2 separate regions of the Homo sapiens genome follow, and region 1 is linked to region 2. The links are chromatin loops, found by intact Hi-C in ENCODE. Cell type or tissue: heart right ventricle. All regions are shown on one strand. Each heading gives the region's core, and the rest is flanking DNA. Links, peaks and the distances in the headings are about the cores only. Region 1 has its middle 66 kb from the start of RNU105B. Region 2 has its middle 120 kb from the start of RNU105B.

The links. Hi-C counts contacts between places; a loop is a spot of excess contacts. Peaks named below come from ENCODE experiments on the same cell type or tissue, not always from the same donor. Only the 100,000 strongest peaks of a DNase experiment are listed, where the experiment ranks them.
Region 1: a loop joins it to region 2, with 4 times the contacts of the local background. A loop is called at or near these places in 2 of 110 quality-filtered maps.

The regions. Positions count from the first base shown.
Region 1 is chr20:8,890,884-8,903,769 of GRCh38, reverse strand. No RefSeq gene overlaps it. Among named protein-coding and RNA genes, the nearest start is that of RNU105B, 66 kb to the right of the region's middle. In heart right ventricle, for the core only: no CTCF peak of the experiment used is centred there; no DNase peak of the experiment used is centred there; H3K27ac peaks cover 1,621 bases.
Region 2 is chr20:8,942,079-8,954,964 of GRCh38, reverse strand. No RefSeq gene overlaps it. Among named protein-coding and RNA genes, the nearest start is that of RNU105B, 120 kb to the right of the region's middle. In heart right ventricle, for the core only: no CTCF peak of the experiment used is centred there; no DNase peak of the experiment used is centred there; H3K27ac peaks cover 2,238 bases.

The DNA of each region.
Region 1 (12,886 bases), core at 2,143-10,142, 51 kb after region 2:
CTTCCTGCTGTATTGTCACCTTGGCTGAGAGAGATCATCTCTATTGTGCCTCTTCTTATAGTGGCACAAATCCTATCATGAAGGCTCCACTCTTATGACCTAATTGCCTTCCAAAGTCCTGACCTCCAAATACCATCACATTGGGGATTTAGATTGCAATGTGTGAATTTGTGGCAGGCTGTGGAGCATTCAGTCCACAGCAGTAAGGAAGCCTTAATATAATTTTAGGGGATGAATATAAATAAAAGAGAAATTTGAAAAATGGCGTATCTAGGTGATCAAAGCACTTTCTAAACCTCACTGTTGTGCAGAATTCACACAGCCTTGTTGAGTCCCCACTTGTGTCCAGGTTTCATTTCCATGATATCATTTAATCCTGATGATGATACCTTGAGGTAGGATTTTTTAAAATTCCTGTTTTATAGTTGAAGAAATAGGTTCATAAAAACAAAGTAACTTGTCCAAGTGCAAACAGCTAGTTAAGTGATGGGACTGGGGTTAGAACCAAAGCCTTTAGGCCTCAATTCTATTTTTTAAACTGGAGCGTGGCTTTGAATACAATGTCCAACCAGGGGAGCTCTGGACCCAACATGAGAGCAAATGCTTGTCTGAGGTATGGAAATTGACCCTAGCAAGTGTGACCAAGGCATACATTCTACTGATACATATTCACTGACTCTCTACCTTCCAGTGCATCCTTTGTGTATCTGTTTAGGTCCCAGGTTGCTGTTTTTTTCCTTTTTTTTTTTTTTTTTTTTTTTTTTTTTGAGACAGGGGTCTTCCTCTGTTGCTCAGGCTAAAGTGCAGTGGTGCAATCATAGCTCACTGTGGCCTCTACTTCCTGGTCTCAAGTGATCATCCTCCCTCAGCCTCCTAAGTACCTAGGAGTCATGCACCAACATGCCCAGCTAAGTATTTTATTTTTGGTAGAGATAAGGTCTTGCTGTGTTGCCCAGGCTAGTCTCAAATTCCTGGCCTCAAGCAATCCTTCTGCCTTGGCCTCCCAAATTGTTGGGTTTACAGGCATTAGCCGTTATGCTTGGCCCCAGGTCTTTTTTTTAAAAAAAAAAAAAGAAAAAAAAATTTGTGGAGAAACAAATGGGAATAATTGAAATTAATAAATCTGATTAAATCGTTGCTGTGAGATGTAGGACTTCAAGAAGCTAGGGAAGAGGAGTGTGATGTGTTATGCAATACAATTTGCCTCTATCTTTGACATCTCTTTGAGTCTTCATGGAAGATTTTCATATTTCTTGGTTGGTTTGTTTGATGAGACACTTGTGTTTCTTCGGAATGTAACCACGTACCAAGATTGACCATGAGGTAGCCCAATTATCTTGAGTTACACAGTAAATAAGAAACTTGAGAGCCTGGGTCAGTCTATCCTACTATCTCAGTCTACTTCCGACTAATATATACTTCTAGGTTTTCTATGCACCCTGGTTTTTGCATCTCCTACAAAACATCAGGTGTTATGTGGGGTTTTTTATTTACTCAGGCTTGAATTTGCAGCATGTTCACCTTGTTTCATGGTTCTTTTAAAAAATAATATTTTAAAGGAGTTTGTGATCAGAGACCATTGTAGGTATTCTCTATCCTCTGGTCCCCTATGGCTCAGCCTTAAAGAAATACTCTCTGTGACAGTAGTTGTCTTCTTTCTCCTTAGAAGGCATGAAAAGAACAGAGTAAATAAAACAATATTCTTAGCAAAGAAGCCACCCAAAGGCACGATTGATTTGTAGATTTCTTACATTAGGTTGCTGTCTTACATGAGAACAGCCTGCAAGGGAACCAGGACCCGTGGCAATGAAGGGAAAGAGAGGGCTTAGAGGCAGGGCACAGATGGGATGGAAAAACCTTATGGTCACTCCTCCTGAGTAATTACTTAAACATCTTAAATGAGACATTTTTAAATGTGTTCAGCAAGGTCATTAGCTGTGCATGGAGAAAGGCTTATTTTTAAAGTTTTGACGTAGTTCATGGAATGCTTTGTTCCTAATTTAGAGCACTTGTCCTGAGAGTTCCAAGTCTTCGGCATTTGCTTCCACCCACCACGTGTTTCGCTCACAGCAGGCCAAAATCCACTTGGGGTGACGTCCCAGAGTCCAGCAGCTCCATGGGGAGCCAGTGAGGCCTGAGAGAGAGGTTGTTCGGGGATGATTTAGAAAAGAACCCAGCTTTTCAAAAAGACACGTAGGATATGAGAGTTTGGGTTAGTTTCAGTAAGCATTCACTTCTTTCCCCTTTCTATTGTTGGTGGAGTGTCCTTCTGGGCCCTTTGAGGGTGTGCTTGGCTTTGTGACTTAACTTTGGTCAGTGATATATTAGCAGATGTGAGGCAAACAGAGACCTTAGCTGAACTTGTTCAATTAGGCTTAGCTCTTGCATTCTGGTGATCTGCTGTGAGGAGAGTTGCTGCTGGATAGATGCTGCTATTTCTCCCTGAATCTCAGAAGAAACACAGAGGGAGAAGACCTGAATGTAAGCCATAGTTAGCTGCCTCACAGTGTAAGGCAGAGCCATCCAACTGAGCCCAGCCTAGATTAGCCAGCCCCAAAATCTATGACTGTGATATTAATGCTTGTTGTAAGTTATTTGGGTATTTGCTACATAACATTTTTACAATAATAGCTGACTAATACACAGAGTTCATGATTGGTATTTTTTTTCCTGCACCTGGGTGGACATTTATATAACTAAACATGATAGTTTAAAACTTCTTCACACAAGATAAAAAAAAAGGCGGGGGGGAGCTTTAATTACCTTCAATCTAGAATTCTGAGACAAAAGAGTGGCTTTTTATAGAAGTGGTTTCCCCTCTAACAAAAATAACAGCTATCCCCAAAGTGAGCCTGCTGGAGAGCCAGGATTAGCAGATACCTAAGAGTGGTTGTGGGGTATTTACATTAATTGATTTATTTTGGACTATTAGCCTGGAGAGTCCACTGAAATCCTCCAACCCATAAAGACTACCTTAAAAATTGTCTAGAACGTTTTAAATTTAAATGGAAAAATGTATATTTTTAACTTCTTTTGAAAAAAAAAATCAGAGTATTAGGAGATAATTGTGCCTGCATTGCTTTCTGATAATACATATGGGAGCTGAATATCTGTTCCCTCTAGACTTCGTGTGTGCCTTTCAGTTTACTGACGTCCTTGACATGTTCTGTTACTCAAATTCAGCTGTCTCATGTGTTTTTGTTACTTGCCTTATCCTTGTGGCACTGAGATTTGTGATATATACTAGCTCAACAACCCTCACCCCATTTTAAGGAGTTCACAGAGGTAAAGGAAGGCACAAGTGCTTAGCACAGAGTAGATGCTCAAAAGGGTGGCCGTACATCAATTTTCCCAAGACAGTCCTGGGTAATACCTGATGTCCTGGGCTCATGTATCAATCTGTATGAGAAGTTATAGAGTTGTATGTGGCAGCTGTTACTGGCTTTCAACTGGCACCTCAGCTGAGCCTCTCAACTGGGGCAACTCACATGGCTGTTCTGTATGGTCTGGGCTTGCTCACAGCATAGAGGCCTCTGGGTAATCAGGCTTCTTGTATGGTGGCTCAGGGTGTCCCAAGCTACAAGGCAGAAGTTGTATCTGTTGCCTTGTTTGACTTAGCCTTGGAAGTCACACAGCACCACTGCTACCTTATTCTAATGGTCACAATCCTGCCCAGATTCAGGACAGGGGACATAGACACCACTTACTGTGCAATGACTAGGTAAATAGTAGCAAAGCCAAGACTAGGGCCAAGACTGCTTACTCTATTCAGTGTTAATTCTTCTGTACCAAGAAGCCTTATGCAGCATCATTCCCTATCACCTCTCCACTGACAATATAACAAATGAGCATCTATGTATTCTGAGAGCTAAGCCATGCATGATCTTCAGAAGATCTTGTAAAAATCTTGAAATTAAGGGCAAAATCTGTTTTTTTATTTGATATGCATATATTGGTCAGAGTTCTCTGTTGCAGACATAATTTAAGCATTTATTGAAGGGCATCAGATGACTCCCAGAATCTCTGAAAGGGTCTAAGAATTAGGCTGAAAGTTGGACAGCTAGGAACATCTCTAAAGTTACACTGCACAATGCTTCAGGGAATACTCTGATGCCCCGACTCCTGAACAGTCACTGCACCTCACTTAGATGCCATGCACTATAATGTACTAGTACCTCTGCCCACGCACTACTGTGTCTGAAATCTCAATGTCTTCACCTCCAACCTAGCCAGAGTGGATCTGTGAGTGCATGTGTTTGAATATCATTTGCTTTCAAATAGATGTCCTGTGTATATCTACCTGAATAGTTGATTATGGACCATGTGTCTGTGTCATAGATGCAACCACGGGAAGTGAATTTTTAGATTCTACTCCGGAGGTATGCAGATTAAGAAGGGGAAAAAATTCTCAAACATAAGAAAAGTGTTTGGGCTAGGTGTGGTGGCTCACGCCTGTAATCCCAGCACTTTGGGAGGCCGAGGCGGGCAGATCACCTGAGGTCGGGAGTTCAAGACCAGCCTGGCTAACATGGTAAAACCCCATCTCTACTGAAAATACAAAAATTAGCTGGGCATGGTGGTGCATGCCTGTAATCCCAGCTACTCAGGAGGCTGAGGCAGGAGAATCACTGGAACCTGGGAGGTGGGATTGTGCCACTGTACTCCAGCCTGGATGGCAGAGTGAGACTCTATCTCAAAAAAAAAAAAAAAAAAAGAACAGTGTTTATAAAGTGCTGAGGAGGCAAAAATCATGAAAAAGTCTACTATGTGAATGTTTACATTTGTGTGATTTTCTGAATCAAGGTTCTTAGTTTACATCAGAATCTCTAAGAGATCCCTAATCTCCACTACTAAGAATCATTGTCACATGGGCTCCCCTTGCATAAACACAAATTTGTGTGCTTGAGTCCATTACATATGAATCCATTATACTTTTCAGAATTGAAGGCTATGAAGTACAATTATCTCTATTCCAATAATATAAACAATTAGTAAAAATCAGATGAATATTGGAGTGCTTTCTTTCTTTCTTTCTTTCTTTTTTTTTTGAGACGGAGTCTCGCTCTTTCTCCCAGGCTGGAGTGCAGTGGCGCTATCTCGGCTCACTGCAAGCTCCGCTTCCCAGGTTCACGCCATTCTCCTGCCTCAGCCTCCTGAGTAGCTGGGACTACAGGCACCCGCCACAACGCCCGGCTAATATTTTTATTTTTAGTAGAGACGGGGTTTCAAGGTGTTAGCCAGGATTCTTTCTTTTTCTGAGTGATATTTTTGTTCCATTATTAAATCACTGTTTTGTGTTCCTTTTTGGGATGATGAAAAGGAACAAAGTTCACTAAAGCCTTGATTAACAAGGATATTTATTTTAATAGAGTTTGTTTGTTTGACTTCTGCTTTGAGAATAACATAACAAAAACAAAAGAAAACACAAATCACAGAAAGCTCCCAGTAAGGATTTATTCTAAAAATATGCTTTTAGAGAAGGCTTAGAGTAAGGATACATCAGCTCAATTTTCTAGAATTTCCAATACTTGATATGCAAGCAAATCCCTTGGAGACTCAATACATTCTCAAGTATACAAAAAAAATCAACTTTTCTCACTGTATCATGAGGGATGGCAGGAATGCAGAGTAAAACATTTTGGAAGATTCCACATGAAAAATAAGATTAGAACTCAAAGGAATCTCAAATCTAAGGCACAGAGAAGGCCTGTTTTGTGCAAGACCAACAAACTCATGGCAGAGAGTGAAATGGAATTGAAGACTTCTGATTCCCAACCTGGTGTCCTTTCTTTTAAAATACCCCTAGAAGGGTTTGTAACAATGATTTTGTGCAAGTTAGTTACTGCTGTAAATGAAGCACTCCAAAATTTAGTGGCTAAAACAAAAAAATCATTCATTAATGCTTACAAGTTTGCAGATTGGCTAGAAAGTTCCGCTGCTTTGAACCAGCTCTGCTACCTTAGCTGGGCTCACTCAGCTGGGTGGTCAGCTGCTGCTTGGCTAGGTGGCTGAACTGATCCTGGTTGGGCTCTATCTTATGTTTGGTCCTTCAGCTGGGAAAATGAGGTTAACTCTGCTTTATGAGGTTTCTCTTCCTCCAACAGGCTAGCAAAGGCCTGTTCTCATGGTGGTAACAGGATTCCAAAAAAAAAAAAAAAAAAAAAGACGCCTAATCTGGGACCTGTAATAATAGAGTAACTCACTCTCTTAGCCAAGGCCTATCTTAAGACCAGCCCAGATTCAGGGATAGAGAAGAGACATGGCCTCTTCATGGCAAGATCTGCAAAGTCACATTATAAAAATACAGGAAGTCTGTGAAGAATTAGTGCCATTTTTTTTTTTTGCAACCAATCTACCACAGGTTAATTAATTTATTCAACCTTTATTAATTGTCATTAATTGTGCCTGGCCCTACTATAAGCCCTGGAGATAAAATAAAGAATAATTGATCTTATACTTATTTCTTAGTGAAAAATATAATGTAATCAAAACATCTGTTTCCTCAGGCAATTTGATGACCAAGGGTCAGGTTTTATATCACTGTCCAGAAAGCCATTAGCACTTAAATTTGGTATTATACCTTCTATTAAAAATACACATAGAAATTTGGGAGTAATTTAGGGTGGATAAATTAAAATTGGCATTGTTGAGAATAATTGACTTCTCAGAGGTGCAGCCAACAGGGAACTGTCAGGCTAGATGAGTTTTTACACATCTTAGACAGAAACTGGAGCTCTAGGTGCTAAATTTAGCTTACAAGGATATCATACATACATTTGACAACTTGAAGGTCTTTAGATTATAGAAGAAGGCTTTGCCATCCCTACCTGATATTTTTCTATCTAGTTGCTATGAGTGTGATGCTATGGAGTGTCCCCAAACAACAAATGAGCCACTTCATTTTTAGACTTTGATTGGCTACTTTCCCAGGAGACTAAGAGTAAACATTTCATGTTAACCAGATGCAGGGCCAGGTCTGGGTATCACTGAATGTATTTTTCAGAAAAATAGTTAAAAATGTTCAAATATATCCAGTAGGAACTCAATAACTTTTCTGAGACAACAACTAAAGTACTAGATAAAGTAGAAAACAAAACCTTTTAAAAATAATGAAGATACAAGATAGCATGTAATTATCAGGCCAAACTCTAAGGGAAATCTAGAATCCAGAGAGGTAAGTAGAGCACTGAAGGCATTGTTTACCAATCCTGGCAAATTTGAACTTCAATTTTGATGGCCCCATGGGACAGATAAAAATGAAAGTCTGAGTTAATTTAAATCAGAAAGTCTAATAAGAGGCCATTTGACCATTAAGCAGGTGTCCCAAAGGATTCAAAATTAGGATAAAGAAAAATTAGAAGTAATCTTAACACTGTCTTTATGATAGGGCCTGCAAAGAAAGTTTCTTTGATTCTCAGCTAGGGAAAAAGTTTTCCCAAAAAGGCTGTATCTGCAAAACTGGCCTCACAAGAAATTGTATTCTTTTTTTTTTTTTTTTTTTGAGACGGAGTCTCCCTTGTTGCCCAGGCTGGAGTGCAGTGGCAAGATCAGAAATTGTATTCTTAAAATGAGATATTGTATACATTAGTGGTTTAGACACATTAAAAAACAAAACCAAATCAAAAATAGACAAACAAACACTGAAGAGATCTAGGTTAGCTACTCCCCTAGGCACCATGTAGAAACAAACATGAATTCTTTCTCTCAGAAGGCACTTCCATCCTAGATCCTAGAGAATGGCCATAAATAATTTTTCAAGGAAAATAAGTACTATTCAGTAAAAATTAAACACACAAGACAATAAAGCACTTTAAGCAGGAACCAGTAGAAACTAACCTGTGAAGCTGACATTTATAAAACATCTTACTATACTTAAAGGAAAAAAAGACAAGTAGAAATAATGTTCAGGGAACAGAAAACTATGAAGAGTGATCTAGCACTTCCAAAAGAATGCCAAAAAATGTCTAGAAATAAAAATATGCAAGAGCTGAAACAAAAAGCAAACAACTCAACAGACAGATTTAACAGCAAATTAGACACAGCTGAAAAGAGAATCATTAAATTGGAAGATAGGTTAGGAAAATTGGGAACTAGGAAGCTAACTGAAAATGGTAGCTGTCTCAGAGGCCATTATAAAGTTGATGTGCTGAATGACATAAGAAGGAACTTTCAAAAAGCAGAGAGGATTTGAGAGGCCATGGACAGCTGGAATAGCTAACATGTGGTTATCTAATCTCCCTTTGCATTATGCAGTGCTTAGGCAGGCAGTAAATAAGATAAACAGCATAAACAATGGCTTTCTTTCCTCAGAATTAGAATCCAGCACATAATAAGTAGGATAATACAATATACTGGACCACAGACTACCGTAACGGGCCATTGGAATAGAAAGGACAGTGTATGGCATTAAGCATATTAAGGTAAATATTCAGGTGTGCCCAAATCTTAGAAGAAGAGGAAGGGCAAATCTGGAAATTTAAGAAAACATTATCAGCAAGGTTTCAAGCACTGAGAAGAAAAATCAGTGGTCAACATGGGAATCTCTAAGGGAGCTCTTTCTTCATCATAGTTGGCCAGTGGAACAACCTTTTATCTTTCGTGTCATATACATGTGTATTCCTTCAGGTCTTAAAGGACATTTCGGATAAGCTCAGTCATTTTGGGTATAAATGACTCTCTTCATGATTCAGAAGCTTTTGGTAAGATGTTTTTATGTAACTCAATAGTTCATTTTTTTAGTGCCCATCTGCTAAGAGAAACTCACTTATTTTCAGTTGTAGCTAAATTCCAAGAGGCTTACACAGCGCTAAGATGTGCCAGAAGGAGAACCCACTGATCCTCAATGTCGTCTTTCTATGCAGGCCTCTGCTGAGACATCCACCACTCTACGTTGTTGCTGTCCTCCTAGTCCATTTATATTCAATCGTTCTCACTGCTTTGTCTGTTTCAACCTTGGGAATTCTGGAATTTTTCTGTTGTTTCCATGCCACACTAGAATATAGGGATTTATTGAAGCTGCCTTAGTACAATTTGCTAAGGTTGACTGTGGTCCCTCTGAGATCTCGTTCTTTCTTTGGTGTTTTGCATAAAGAGACTAAATTTCTTTCTCAAGAACCTCTGACATCTATACTTTTAACATACCCACCCCCCATGTCTGTTTATTTTGTTTATTTTTCTCAGATCAGGCAGACATTATTTTGTTTCATGATTTCTTTCAACATTTTGTCCATAACTGGAATCCTTTCCATTCTTCCAATTATTCAGGTTTTTGAATGAGAAATGCCAGGAAGAGATTCACAGACTTTCAGCTTTCCACCTTACTGCTTTTATTCTCTGAGACATGAAACACAGAAAGGCTTGACTTTTGAGTAAATGAAAGATCATATGGTGTATTAGTTTATTCTTGCACTGCTATAAAGAAATACCTGAGGCTGAGCAATTGATAAAGAAAAGAGGTTTAATTGGCTCACAGTTTGGCAGGCTGTACAGGAAGCATAGTGCTGGCATCTGCTCAGTTTCTGGTGAGGGGCTCAGGGAGCTCTTACTAATGGTGGAAGCCAAAGGGAAAGCCAGCATGTCACACGTTCAGAGTGGGAGCAAGAGACAGAGAGAGAAATGAGGTCTCGGATGTTTCAACAGCCAGGTCTCATGTGCACTAACTGAGCAAGAACTCACTTATCACCAAAGGGATGGTGCTAAACCATTCATGAGGGATCTACTCCCATGATTCAATGACCTCCCACTAGGCCCCACCTCCAACATTGAGAATCACATTTCAACATGTGCAACATGAGATTTGGACAGGACAAACATCCAAGCCATATCAGATAGGGACAATATTATATTATTTAATATTTTTGATATTATCCAGCTGCTTATGTTTGGAAGCAATACTGTCCTGGATCCAGGCAAGAGAAGTGCTTGCCTTGGGCCTCATGCTTTAGAGGTCTTAACTCTGGCCTTTGCCTGGTTGTGTCTACCCCACAAGGAGAAATCTGTTTGGCCTAATGCCAAACTGGAGGCAACATACCCTTTTTAGACTATAACCAGCACCCTAGAATTCCTGGCTCAAATGTTTCCAAGCCCAATTCTAGGGCTGGCATAGGCTTATTCCCTGGGTCCTTCCATTTGAGGATGAGTCAAGCTATAATTATGGTCACATATAAGTCTCAGAGTTGGGCAAGGGGGTGCCTTGAGGTTTAACAATTAAAGATCTATAATTCCTAGTGCATAGGTAGCTTTATGGAAACCAGTTTACCTAACTCTTCCGTGTATGTTACTTACAGATGGAATGCAACCTTTCTTGACATGTTGGGTGTTAGGATGTAGCCCTTAGCCTTCTTCAGAGATCACCTGAGAAAAATCTCTCTTCACCTAAAGAGTTTTTTATTTCTGCCTGAGGATGCTTTCTTGCCACAGGAGCATGCTTGGCTAATAAATTGCACAAGTTGGAAGTGTTAAGGAGCTAGTGCCTGAGCAGAAAGCCTCAACTAATGAGTGATGGGAAATGGTGGGTAAATGTCCCAGCTTCTTCATGTCTTGGTGAGTTAACTGTGAGGGGTGCACCTAAGGCCTTTTGAGTTTGACTGGGGGGCTTGAGCACTTTTGTTCACAGTGATAACCCAGTCATCAAAATAACTTTCCTCACACTCCCACCTCACTTAAAGAAAATAGAAGAAAGAAAGAAAATGGAATAAATCAACTGGGAATTGAGGGAAATGTTAGGGGCAGGTCTTTAATCTGTGACTGTAATAAACAGGGAGATGAAAAGATGGGGAAAGTAGAGACTTTGTAATGTGTTGTGAATCAATCCTAGTTTGGCATTTTTAATAGAGATTTCGGTACAAATTCATCTCCCAAATAAACTACTTGAACTCATAAACTGTCTCTTGGGCTATATCCTAGGTTCCAAAACTTGGGGTGGCCGTTTGCTGCGTGTAAATTGCAAGTGAGGATAAAAAGATGGTAAATACCATTCGATGCTGAAGACCCTCTGCCACAATCTGGGGTTTGTATGTGTGTGTGTGTGAGCGTGCAAGAGTGCATACTTGCATAGCATTAGCCTAGCTGTGAGAAAAGAGAAATAGACCCTTCCTTCTGTCAAACTGTGTTGGGGTAGAGACACAGAGTCTGAGTAGAGGCACAGAGAGTGGACTTAAAGATATACTTACCTGAGAATGATTATTACCAAGAAACATGCACTTTAAATCTGACTGAGCCTATGGCAGAATCAATGCCTAGAATATAGTAGGTGTTTATTAAATATGTGTTGATTGAGTATATTACTGGAAAATATGTTAACGAAGGTGTAGCTGTAGCCTCTCCCAGTGTAAAGATAATTCTATTTTTGCCTGCTTTATTTGTGAGCCTTTGGGGGGCTGAATGAAGCAACACTAGAGCATTCAGAAAGAATACAGTGATTCACATTGGAAAGCTTAAAGGATTCATGCAAAGATTAAAGATGGTTCAAGAAAATAGAGTAAATACAGAGATGAGGGTGAGGGGAGAAAAGGCAAGAGCTGTACAAGCTGGGTTTTAAGGGTGGTTTTGGTGGCAGTTTCTTTATCAGTGACAATCACGAGAGAGACAAAGAGGGGATGAAAGCAATGTTAAGAGACTCTGGTAGATTATGAATCAAATCTTACTTGGGCACTTTTTGTAGCAAGTTTAGTACAAACTTATCTCTGCTTTCCAGCTATTTTTCTGGTCTTGGGGTATTTTTACTTTGAATACAATCCTGCCTGGAGATTGTGCTTTCTATTGGTTTTAAATAAATTAACGTACAACCATAGGTTCTTATAGAACAGGTAGTTTTGGAAGTAAAAAAAAGAAACCAAATTATGATATTTCACTGATTCTAAGATATACTTTTGCTTTTAACCTTCCTGAAATTGTATTGAATGCCTTTATGTTTGATGAGGAGTCATAATTTAATTGGTAATTTGTTTTCCTTTGTTATTGGTGTGTTTCTTATTGACACATTGAATTTCTTGACAGCATCAGTTGGATAATGTGTTATGTAATTTGCTTCAACTTTTAAAGTGTGTGGGGCTAAGATCGCCATTGCAATATTCAAACTTTCACTTGCCCTTAATAAATACATTTTCTTCTGTAAGAAATTTACTGGATGCAAGTTAATGCAACTCACATTTATCAGACATTTTATGTACTCTAATTTTAGAAGAAAGAGAAGTCTGGGGAAATAAACAAATATTTGACATTTAGTAAAACAATAAGCAGACAAATGGCTTTCTGGAGTCACATAGAAAACAACCAGGACTATTTCTATGCAACCTACAGCTGTTCAGTAGCCTCGGAGAAATAATAATTGAAAGAGCCTTCCTAAGATGAGGTTTTGTGATGGACAGCCACAAAATCACCAGAGGCCAAAAATCAAGAAAGGAGACCTAGATTTAAAAACAAATATTCAACCAATTAAAAATGGGCAAAGGATTTGAACAGACATTCCACTGAAGATATGCATATGGTCAAGATACACAACATATTAGTTACTAGAGAAATGCAAATGAAAACCACAGTGAGACATTATTCCACACCCACTAGGATATTAATAATCAAAAAGACAGAAAACAAGTGTGAGCAAGAATGTGAGAGATTGGAAGCTTCATACATTGTTGGGTATTTAAAGCGGTACAGCCACTTTGGAAAACAGTTTGGCAGTTCCTCAAAGGGTTAAGCATAGAGTTACCATATAACATAGCAATTCTACTCCTAAGTATATACCCAAGAGAAGCTGAAAACATATTTCCACATAAAGACTTGTATGCAAATGTTCATAGCAGCATTATTCATAATAACCAAAAAATGGAAGCAACCCAAATGTCCATCAGGTGTGAATGAATAAATAAAATATATTTCCGATAAA
Region 2 (12,886 bases), core at 2,623-10,622:
TTAGAGACTGTACATTTTTATAGTTATTATGACAATTTCCTGGCATATGGCAATAATGTGCCTTGTTCTATATCAGAAAATGTTTCAATAGGTGAAAAGTGTCTTGAGGAAGTAAAATATTTTTGAAATTTGCAAAAGGCATCATATAGGCTGTAGTGGTTGTGGCAACTTGGACTTCTCTTACTGTCTCTGCTATCAAATGGCTTTCTCGGGCTCAGCATTTTTGTTCCATCCTAATTTCAACTTGTACTCAGTGCATTGTCTTAGGACAAAGTCAGTGGACTTTGAGAAAAGGGTCAGATTTTTCCACTTAACCACAAGTGTCCTAGTTAATTAGCAGATCCTGAGAAAAGAACTTGGGTGCAAGTAGTTTATTTTTGAGTGATTCCAGGAAAGCACTAATGAGGGAGTTGGGAAAAGAAGAAGGAAAAGAAGTGAATCCAATAAAAGGTGTGCCAATGAGCAGGTTACTGCTATAACTGGCATTCACGTCTATGGAGACTCTCTATGGTATTGCGTAGAACATGCTTTAGATCTGTTCCCTGAGCAATGAAGAAACTGAGGCCTTTATCTACTGACTTCTGATTTTCATTGGCTGAGGGTCACTCCTGGTGGCATTAAATCCTCAACTTCCTGGCCATATCACAGGTAGCCTGAGAACACTTTCGAGGCTCTGGAGAAAGACTTCTTGCAGTGAAAAGGAAAGAAGCAGGTACTTCAGGTGGGGAGCTGATGGAGCCATCAGGAACTGTCCCCATCACAGCTGTGGATAAGTCAGGGATGGATTAAGGGACCATGGCATAGAGCATGCAGCTGTTGTACTAATAAGTTATTTGATTAGACCCAGAATGGGTGTAAGTAGGTGCAAAGGACTGAATGTATACATCCCTGCCAAATTCTTATATTGAAATTCGAACACCCCACAGGTTGATGGTGTTAGGAGGCAGGGCCTTTCATGAGTGATTAGGTTATGAGGACATAGCTGTTATAATGGGATTAGTTCCCTTATCAAGGAGACCCCAGAGGGATCCCTTGTCCCTTCTGCCATGCAAGATTATAGCCAAAAGACAGTGTCTATGAACCAGGAAGTGGGACCTCACCAGACACCAAATCTGCCAGTGCCTTGATCTTGAACTTCCTAGCCTCCAGAACAGTGAGAAATAAATTTCTATTGTTTATAAGCCACCCCATCTATGATATTTTGTTATAGCAGCCTAAATGGACAAGGACACTAGGGAAAATATTCTTGTATCTAGTATTTCAAATGAGTAAAATCTTAGGCTTTAGAGTCTACCACCCACAAAGTACCTTTCAAACCCTGAGGGAAAGGGAAGAACTGAAAGGTCAAAACACAAAATGAGAGCACTCCATCCACCTTGCCCTATTCTCCTTCCCAGGGGTTTCTCTCTGCCCTGCAGGAGCAAAGAAACAAAAGACAGGTCTGTACAAGGGGAGTCATTGCTGGGAGCATCTTCTGCCCCCTAGCCTGCAGTCCCTCTTCTCCAAAGGTGGAGCCCAGTTTATGCTATTTTACTATTAAGTACTGGAATTTGTATTTTGTTCTCCCTTAGTTTCATGTCTCTCAATGTCTGTCAAGCTGCCCTAACATTTTCTTAAAACAAAGCACACTTTGGACATGTTAATATCCCCCAAAGCGATGTTCAAAGTCTTTCTCACAGTAAAAGATAATGTAGCCAGGAAAACAGGAAAGGGCAGAGGGTCGTCTAGATTGTTTTGTGAGAGGATTGCAGAAAGGCAATTTTGATTGCACTTTTTCTATATGTTATGCACTCAGGAAGGATGGAAGCAAAAACATTACGTGATGTGTAGTCAATAAAATGGGCTCCACTGGACACTCATGATGATATCCCTGGGTTTATTCATCAAGGAAATGTGGGATTAGTTCACTCAGTGCCTACCCTGCTGTTAACAGCTTTAGTCCCTCTGTTTGACAAATTCAGAATCCCAAGAAATGTATCTGATGTGCTTTGGCTGTGTTCCCACTCAAATATCATCTTGAATTATAGCTCTCATAATTCCCATGTGTTGTGGGAGGGACCTAATGGGAGATAATTGAATCATGATGGCAGTTTCCCCCATACCGTTCTCATGGTAGTAAATAAGACTCATGAGATTTGATGGTTTTATAAGGGGTTTCCTCTTTCACTTGCCTCTCATTCTCTCATCACCAGCTGCCATTCTTCCTTCATCTTCCACCATGATTGTGAGTCCTCGCCAGCCAGGTGGAACTGTGAGTCAATTAAATCTCTTTCCTTTATGAATTACCCAGTCTTGGTATGTCTTTATCAGCAGTGTGAAAACAGACTAATATAGCATCTCATTGGTCCACTATATTATCAGGCTTGGCCACACAGGCTGCTGAAATGTCAACCAGTGGGCTACTTTGGGTCAGGATGGGTGCAATAAGCTATGATCTGGGGGAATAGGATAATGAGGGACCCCTGTGACTCTCAGTAGGATGTTTCCCCAAGAGATCAAACACCACAAGACCCATCTAGGAAACCAATTTTCCTAGGCAGATGATATAAAAAGCTGATTCACACTAACTTGTATTGCAGATGGTGATAGATGCACTAAGAGTCTACCATGGTTCAGATAAATTCATCTGGTTTCCTCTTTATCTTAGGTCAGGTTCCCTAGAAGCAGATCCTGAGATAGGGATTTATGTGTAGTGATATTTTTTCAAAAGAAATGTGCCTAGGAGAAACCACAAAAGGAGTTGGGACAGGCAGGCATGAAAAGGAAGGAGAAGAAGCCAGTGGAAGCTATGATTTCAGGTGTGGCCTCAGCCTCAGCCTGACCCTGACCCCACAGGGGAGCTTAGGAACATAAGCTACACATGCCTCAGAGTTTGTCCCCACTGGAGGGAAAGGAGCTGGACTTTTGTATTTTATATAAGCCAGTCTTAGGCTAATGGACACAGGGACCCAGGAGAGGGGTGAATGCATAGCCCTCTAGGAACTTACAGCTCTCAGGGTAAGTGGGCAGAGCAGCTCTGGTAGCCCAAAGGCAGTTGTAGAAATAGAGTCCTGGGTGCAGGCCATTTGAAACAAAGCACAGAGAAGCCAAAGGGAAGGACAGAGGGAGGTGGAGCTGGGAAGCTACATCTGACTCTGCATATTGTGAGGAAGGGTCCCCAAGTCTTAAGAGTATCTGGTATCCGATGTGCAAGGACTCACTAGGGGCCATCGACAGTGAGTAGCCCCTTCATTCTGAAAATGGCCTATTAGAAGGGGCTGGAATCTATATTAATGATGCTCTGGCTTTGCTGACCAGGGAGAGACTGCCCCTCCTAGGATTAGCACATCTTTAGACAGAAAAAATAACTAGAGTATGCCTCTCATATGCAGACCAACCAGTCCAAAGCTCATAACCCCAACTACCTCCCTTAGCTCTTCCACTCCAGGCCAATATTCCCTTGCCCTCATCATTCCAGGACCAGATCCCAGACAACTCAGGACAGCCTGGGCCCTTCAGAGCCCACTGAGATCATTCAAACTAGCAAACCCTAAGCCTGTTTACCCTGCCTTGCCTGTTTCTTCCCATGGAAACCACAAGAAAGGCTCTCACCCACACTTTCCCCTTGCTCCCTCTGCCTCCTGATGGACCCGGCTGCTTCTCCTGGTGTGGCGCTGAAGGGCACAGCTGCTCCCTCTTGAGAACTGTGAGTAATAAACTATCTTTTCAACGGCAGCTGTCTCCTATCTGTTGGTCTCACCATATCTAAATCATTATAAAACCTACATTTTAAAACAAAGCTTGAGCCGGGTGCATTGGTTTACGCCTGTAATCCCAGTACTTTGGGAGGCCAAGATGGGTGGATCACCTGAGGTCAGGAGTTCAAGACCAGCCTGGCCAACATGGTGAAACCTCGTCTCTACGAAAAATACAAAAATTAGCCGGGTGTGCTGGCTAGTGCCTGTAATCCCAGCTACTTGGGAGGCTGAGGCATGGGAATTGCTTGAACCTGGGAGGCAGAGTTGAGTGAGCCGAGATCGTGCCTCTGCACTCCAGCCTACGTGTCAGAGTGAGACTCTGTCTCAAAACAAAAAATTTAAAAAATCAATCAATCAATCAAACAAAGCTTGGCTGAGCACCTTTCAAAAAGGGTAGCAATTGAGGCTGGCATGAGGAAAAACCCGTAGGATGAGGTGATTAGAGGTAAAACCCCCACTAGAGTGAGGGGATATTCTGCTTAGAAATGGGATGACAGTTACTTTACAGAAACTATAAGTAATAGAGGTTGATGTCTTGTAATTGTGAGACATTTTCTGTTGTCTGATTATTCCCTTTCATCTGACAGGAGACAGTATGTGGAAAAGAATTAGATGTAGCACCATTCATAACCAAAAGCAAACTGGGGGCCTCAGTCAGATATTCTTTGTCCAGACAGGCAAACCCTGTAGAAATGAAGTAAGCAGTCACAGAACTGTCAGTATAGGGAGAGTGAATGGAGGATGGATAAAGGATGCTATTTTGGAGACCGTATGTACAGAGTTCTGGTCCTTATGTGGAAGAGCCAGGCCCATCTGAATCAGTATGTTGGAGAAGCAGTCACTGGAATAGCTGAGGATAATACAGAAGTTGATTATACTCCTCTCTGCCTCCTTCAGTCTAGATGATTGTGGAAAATATCATTCATTAGTCTTGAGAACACAATTGTACTGTGAAGGGCAAAAAAAAACAAAGCCAAATTTCAACAAGCCTCCCTAATCTGTCTTTGTTCCATCTGCCTCTCTATTTAGACTGGTTGATAGCCCTCATATATTGAGTTTGATTAAACATCTGGGCATCCCAGAGCTGACCCTGAAGGGCAGGGATCCAGAATACAATAGGATCAAAAAGCCTACAATGCTGAAAGGCTTAGTTAGTAAGGACAAGTGCTAGATGAAGCATATTTTGTGACTAAAGTGAAAAAGTCCTTATATGCCAAGGCTTTGTGATAGCTAGATCAGGGGTTTTGTTTAGTCTTGTATGGCATAATCTACAGCTCTCCATGCTCTGTGAGATCATTAATGATAAACTCCACCTTTTGGAAAAACACAGTTATCTCTGACCCATATTTTGCTAATTCATTCAGATGGAATTGTGTTAAGTCCCCTGACTTCTTTGAACTTCTCTTGGAGTTTCAAAGGGCAAAGAATGAGGTGCATGGGGTCAGGAAATAAGTCTGTATTTAGGTAAGTAGGTTCTGTTCTCTAGTCAATAAACTTCCTCTGAGTCATGTAAACATGTCCTCAATTCTTCACTCATCTCTGTAACCACCTTCCATTGCAGCAACTCCCATCAAGACATCTAATTCCCCAAGTCTTGATTCTGGGTTGGCCTTTTGACTTTCTTTGGCCTATAGAATGAGGTGGAATTTACATACTAGTTTTGAATAGAGCTTCAAGAGCACTTATATGCTTCTATCCTCTCAGAATTGTTTTAAGCTGCCATACATAAAAGTCCAGATTATCCTGTGGAAGAATGAGAAACACGTGGTTCATTCACCCTCATCATCCCAGGTAACAGTGAGCCAACCATGAGATATTTGAGTGAGAGCATCTTAGACTAGCTAGACCCCCTTATACATGATTTTCCAGTTGATAAGCACAAGTCTGTAGATCTCTGAGCCAACCCAGTAGAAACCAGAAGAATCACCCAGTTGAGCCAAGCCTAACTGCCAGTTCATAAAATCATGAGCTAAAATGGGTGCCATTTTAAGCCACTAAATTGGGATGGTTGTTTTGCAGAATAAATAACTGATGCAGTCAAGAAACAAAAGCTTTCTGAGCAGTATTTTCCTAACTCTGTGCTGCTTTCTTTGTAAAGTATCATGTTCTCCATCAGGAAATTTCAGAGAGACATTGAGAACTCTTTTTGGATCCCCAGTGTTAGAAAGAGGGCAATGGGGAAGCAGGCCTAGGTGGAGGAAGCTGAAGATGTAATGTTAACAGAGGAAACCACTATTTCAGGTCAAGCCAAAATAGAAGCCAAGAAATGAGATGAAGTAAAGAATCCTTGAAGGAACGGATCAAAAGATGAATTCTTACTGAGCAGATGTTGCCCAAGGAATATCTTGGACAAGATCTGCTTCTTTAGCACACTTAAGAAATGCCTCTTCAGTATACTTAAGGGCTGTCTCCTGTAGTTATGCTGCATTACTTCAAGAACGTAGGCTTGGCAACAATTCTTTCAATTCTTCCTTCTAAGCCCACTGGTTTCTGCCTATGTGTAGACAAATGTTTTGAAAGCAAGGCAGTATCCACATGTTCTGCACAGAAACTTTCTAGGAAAATTTCCAATCAGAACGTTCAATCAAGCCTGTTGATGAAGTCTGTCTGCACAATGGCATGATCAGCAGGAGACACAAGTGTTAGTCTCCCTGATGAGATTGCAAACATGGACATTTGCTGCCAAGTGATTGAAAAGAAAGCTGCATTGAAAGCATTTCTGTCAGAGTGTGCAGACATTGCCTTCATCAAGTGTTCTTAAGATCCATCCATCATTTTGGGGTGCAGGTTCTGTTTTGAATTTAAGAATACTTTACTAAATTATTCATAATGAACCATATGCAGAGTGCAAAGTTTTTTGGAGATTTAGATAGATTCTGCTTTCAGTTCCCAACCCAAGAGGTCTGAGGCTTCCCACAAATCTACCTCTCCAGTGAGAGAACTTGTTCTGCAAAATAGATCAGCACCCTACACACTACCTGTCCTGGAACACCTGAGTCAAATTTCTAAAAAGCATTTCCCTCAAAGTCAAGATGGCAATTTCCTCACCTGTACAGTGGTTACCAGTAAAGATTCCATCTAGATGAAAACAAACAATTTGAGAATTAAGCATATTAAAGAATATGAAAACAAACAGAAAAGTCCTAAATGCCTAAAAATATGAGATCTTATGGAAATTGCTCCCCAGATGAATTATTTTGGGAAGGCAACATTTGCTCCCAGAAGTGATCCACTAATAGTAGAATTGCAAGAGCCTGGAAATAGAACAGTCCCGACAATTCTTCAGATTGTGCCACCTACCTGAATTTACCTGTCCCACATTTGCTTATGGCTAGGTCCATTCTCCTCATGGCTTAAAAGCCCACCTGGATGTTGGTTATCTCAAGTATGGCAAACCTGCAGGTGCACGAGCATGCCTTGAGACCAAGGCATGTCTGCTCCACAACAAAAACTTGCACACTGACTTCAGTTGAGTCGGACAAACATTTACTAAGCCCATACTTTGTGCCAGTTATTGTTTAGAGCTATTTGTGCTTGAAATTCACAGATGGCTTTCAATTATCTTTTTTGTCTGGCTTCCCCATAGACTTCTTCTACCAAGTCTACTGGAATGAAAATGAGTCGGATAATGTCTTATGAGACTGTAGGTGAGAGAAGAAGAGAGTAAGCAGCACACAGCATGAACCAAGTGTAGGAGGTGTCCCTCTTTTCTGACACCAGCTGATACTCCCTGCTACCAACCCCTCAGTGGTACCCACACAGAGGCAGTGGTGCAGGCTCTCTTCTTGGCACAGGTGTGATGGCAAATCTAGGTTAGTGCCTCCGACAAACAGAGAAATAAGAATTTATTTTTTGAGGTTTTGTTACAACCTTTCACAGGCATTGCTCAAACAGCCCACAAAAGTCCAGTCTCTTTGTAGATGTCCTATTTATAGTGACAGTTACAGCTGAAATGAAAGAAACTTCTTGTTCATCCTTTTATTTTCAATAGTTCAGCCCACGCCAGCATAAATTAGGACTATCTTGCCCCCACAAATCCTATTAATGAGAATAGGTTCGATGTGTTCTTTGTTGTGTGTAGTTGTCAGTTATCCTTGGAAAGGATGGTCAAGGGTTGGGGGTGGCTCAGAGAGCCTGAGTAAGTTCAGTCTAATGTTGATTCCTGCCCCTCATTTGTGTTGTCAGTTTGAATTCTTTCCCCACCAGACTTCTCATAGAAAATGCAAATAAATAGTCATATTGGAAAGATCTTTCCTTTTTTTCATTTGCTTTCATTGCCTCTGCCTTTTTCCTTGTTGCATGGCAAAATGGGGCTGCAGGGGAGGAAAGCTGCAGCAGGGGACTTACATAATTCAGAGCCTTCCAGAAGAGTTAATGGAGTTACGTGACTGTATCCTAATTGTTTCCCCCTTGGGTTCCATTAAATGTTAGGAACTTTCAGGCTCTCCACAAATTTATCATCTTCAAATTCCCATGGATTATAGAAACCAAAGGGCCTGATCCCAAAGCTTAACATTGTTTCCAGTGCCAGCAGAAGGCTTAAAGGATTAGATCACGAGGAACCCAGAGAGGATACTTTCTGTCTTAAGCGGGTAAATAACAGCTTCAAATTTGGCTGAGATTCTTTTGCTGGAAAATCTCCCCTTTCACATCATTGTCAAAGGGCCGACAGTGTTTTTATTTTTTATAACGGCATCATAACTTTTGCACACAGGCAAGGGCTGCTGGTGACCAGAATTATTATTGCTTCACCCATGAATGGCCACTTTATGTTAGTGTTTTGCTGGGTCCTTATTTTATTATCCTCTTTTGATGGGCTTCTAGGGAGTTTGGGAAGAGTTAGACTATCTCCTCTCAACATGTTTTCAATGATAGGGGGTGTCATAGACACTGTCTATAACATAACACAAATCTCAAACAGTGTCTTACTTGGATAATATTAGCTTCTCTTTATCAGGTGTTTATCAAGGGCCAAGAATTATTTTTAGGCGCCCTGGTCAGGGCCTCAGTGGAAAGCACATGGTACATTTAAAAAGAGTAGTTGAAGGGTGTTTAGTGAAGGGACTATTATAAGAAACCAACAGGGTATGTTGCTGTTCTAGCAACAGCAAAGAGCTTTTTGCCTTTACCAGACACTTTTCTAGAGGGGGTGGGTTTCAAAGTTAGTGAGAGTTCTAGGGGAGGGCCAGGAGACAGAAGAAATTGGTAATTGCCAAACCACAGCCTTCTAATCTCTTGAACATGCTTTCCATTGGTCAAATCGAACCAGAAGTCAGAGGGCAAGAGGGCCAGGTGGCAGAGCCATTAGAGATCAGGTTCCTATTCTGGGCTGAGGCTGGATCTCACATTCACTTTATTATTAACATGATTGTTTTTCAGAAAAACAGAGAGGTTAAGTAACCAGCCTAGGGTCACCCAGAAAGGGAATGATAGAACTGGAATTTGAATCCAGGAAGACTCTTTCTGGAGCTTGGACTCCTAGTTAATCATGTTATTCTGACATTGGGTGCCTTTGAGCACAAAACACTTAAAGACTCCCATAACCCCTCCAGATCAGTGTTTTTCTGATTATCAGACTTAGCGATTATACGTTTATCTGCATAACTACCAATCCTCTCAACAGACTCTGTGTTCCAAGAGGCCAAGAACTTTATATTTATTTCCTTCAGGGTTGAATTTCCTAGTACAGAGCACATAGTAGGCACCCACTCCATTTTTTTTCTAATGAATGAATAAATTTATGGAGAACCTCCTATGTGCCAGGTTCTGTGCTAGGTGCTGCCTTGTTCCTTTCTTTAGGGTAATGTTCAGTCATCCAGTTCTGTTCACTTGCCCCCAGGTACCACCTTTTCTTCAAGTAGAATTTCTTCTCAATTCTCCAACCTGCATGGGCAGGAGTTACGAGTTTCAGGCTATGGTCATGAGGTGGTGGAATAAAAGGACCAAGGAGGCATCAAAGTTTCTCCTTCCATCATCAGCACACCCTCTCTGCCAACCTTGGGTAGCCTCTTTTTCTCAGGGATGGACTGAGCAGCTCCTTCTCTGGCTGCCTCTAGAGCAGAGAGCATGTTGGGGCCTTTGTTTTATGCCCCTTTCTTCCTATGCTTCCCTTTCTTGGCTCAGTTCTGTGCTTCAAACTGTTATGTCTTACTTAGGCCAGGCCATATTTGGTCTTTATTTCTCCCATTTATACAAACTGAATAAACCTCAGCCTATGGAGCAATTGGACTTCATTAGCCCAGAACTAGCGGGCGGCTGGTTGCATGTACTTAGGGAAAGAGGCCAGCCAGGATGACACAGTTTCCAGGGTCTGATTTACCAGCCACAGAGAACAGAACCCTTGGCCTGATTCATCCCATGAGAATAAAGAGCACCCAATAATTCGTTGTCATTAGCATGATGTATTGGAAAAAGAAGAAATCTATAATGTGATTTCCCTCTCCTTCTGAGATTTAAAGACATATTGCAATCTTTGACACATATGGATTATTGATGGTTTTCTAAATATTCTTTGGAAGAATGCTTTACCATTTGTTTAGGAAGAAATGCATTAATGAAGAATAGTAGAGGTGACAAGTATGTGTGTGTGCGGAGGGTGTCTTACAATGTCATTTAGTCCATTTCCCTATCTCAGGGCCACTCTACGTCATCCAAGAGAGGTTTCTTTCTATTTTGAAAGAATAAATAGTTCTAAAATATTCTTTGCAAACTGTAATGATGAACTGACTTTTTAGAGCTTTTATGTAAGCAACTTACTATATTTAAAATCTAATTATTTTAACTCTAAAAATAATCTTAATCTAATTTTTCTTATGAAAATATTCTAATATACACAAAGCAGAATGAATAATACAATGAATTCCCATATACCCATCACCCAGACTCAACAATTACCAAGAGTTTACCAAAATTGCTCTATCTATTTCTTTCTTTCTCATTTTCTTTTTCTGTTTTTAAATTTTTATCATGGAAACACACACACACAAACAAAACAAAACAAAACAAAACAAAAAGAAAGTTTTATCATGGAATTGTTCTGAAGCAAATCCCAGACACCATGTCATTTTATGCCTGCACACTGCAGTCTGAATCTATAAAAACTATGGTCATTGGTTTTCACTGTATATTCCATGGCAATATTTCATTATTCCATAATAATAATGCCAACTAATAATACTTTGAAAAATATTGACAATCATTACATTGTTGAATGACAAGTATGCACCAGGAAATTCATTATTTCAGTCCAGGCATGTTTGTGAGAATAGACTGAACTCCATTGGAGCTAGTTTTAAAACAGGATTTTGTGCATGACTATCTCCCTGAACCAAGGACAAAAAAGTAGCCAGGCTGCCACCAAGGGAATGAAACTAGGAAGTGGAAAGTCATTAGCATTAGGGACTTCCCCAAACTGCCATGTGTTTCCCTGAAAAATCTGTAGCAAGAGAAATCTCTGGCCCCTTTACTGCTGTTCTCTTATAAATCTCTGTGTATATCCAATTTCTATGCAGCTGCAGAAGGAACTCAGTCTTCTGAGAGTAGGCAATCAGGAAACTGCTATGGCAGTTTGGATCTGAAGCTGAATTTTTAACAATATGTTGCTAGGACGTCATACCTGAGACTTGAAAGATTTGATGTTCAAGTTCCAAAGTTTTGGTTTTATGGAATGGGATCACCCACCTCTGTGTGTAGTTGTTCTCTTTTCCAGTCTTTTCCCTCTGATGCTAAAGAATTCAGAACAAAGAAGTCTGCACCAAATGTTTAGCACAAATAATGGAATGCAAGTCACCTTTAATCACCCCTGTTTCTGTAGCTTATCCATAGGGAGATATGGATGCTTGAGGGGCTGAATTGTATAAGCAGCTTGGAGACGGAGGTGGGCTGGGCTCCAACGGCAGGACTTAATGAACTTAGACCTTTACCCGTGAGTTGAAAATGCCTGCTGCCATTCATAACAGGTTCAGAAGGGTTCCCATCCCAACAGAGCGGGGCTACTTTCATTCTCTACACAAATATCTTCCTCATTTTGTGTTCATTTTTCTCTGTCTGCAAACCAGTTGCTTCTATCCTTGCTTGTTGCCCAAACAAGTGGTTCTAGTCCAGGTGCCTCAAGTGGACTAACTAGAATTTCTATGTTTCATTTTCAAATTTTTGAGGGAAAACATCTAGTTGGCCTAAGACAAACTTTGCATCATTTGTTCATGCTTTGTCCTATCCATTGTGGTCAGAGGAGAGAAGGTAGAAAGGGCTGTACAGGTTGCTCCTGGTGTTGGAAGTGGGGGAACAGTTCTCAGAGAAAGGACTTTGGATGGGCAAACTCATCTAAAAGGTATCTATCATACCTAATTTAACCACCACAGCTTCCTATGAGGATTTTACAAAAAGGTTAGTTGGGGCTTAGAGAATTATTTTGATTAAGATTACACATTTGGGTGGCAGAATTAAGATTTGAAACCAATTCCATATGCCTCCAGAGCTCCTAGTCTTGCCAATCCCTAGTCTACATTATTCTCATCTCAATATTAATTTATTCATTCGATAATTGTTGCCGCCATTCTGGAGACCTGAGCAGTTTCTTATTTTATAACCTTCAGTCTTTTAGAAAACAAGAGAGTGGTTATTTTGTTTCAATGGGGGGAGAGAGGGCACAAAAGTCACTTTATCCATTAGATATCAGCCAAAAGCTTAGGAATACATGCCCATGAGTTGACAAAACCCCAAGGATGATGAGAACCAGATTGTCTATACCAGGGGCCAGCAAACTTTTTCTGTAAAGGGCTAGAGAGTAAATATTTTAGATTTTGTGAGCCACGTGGTCTCTGTTGCAACTACACAGTGCTGCTGTTTTAGCACGAGAGCAGCCATAGGCAATAGGTACAAATGTGGGATGTGTTCCAATAAACATTTCTTTATAGACCCTGAAACTTGAATTTCATATAATTTTCACATCACAAAATATTCTTCTGATTTCTTCAACCATTAAAAATATAAAACCATTCTTAGTTTACAGGCCATACAAAAACAGGTTATGGGCCAAATTTGGTTAGTGGGCCATCGTTTGCCAAGCACTAGTATACATTATTTTTAGCCTAATATTAATTTACTCATTCAGTAACCATTGAGAAAACACCAGCTGCACATTAGGCGCA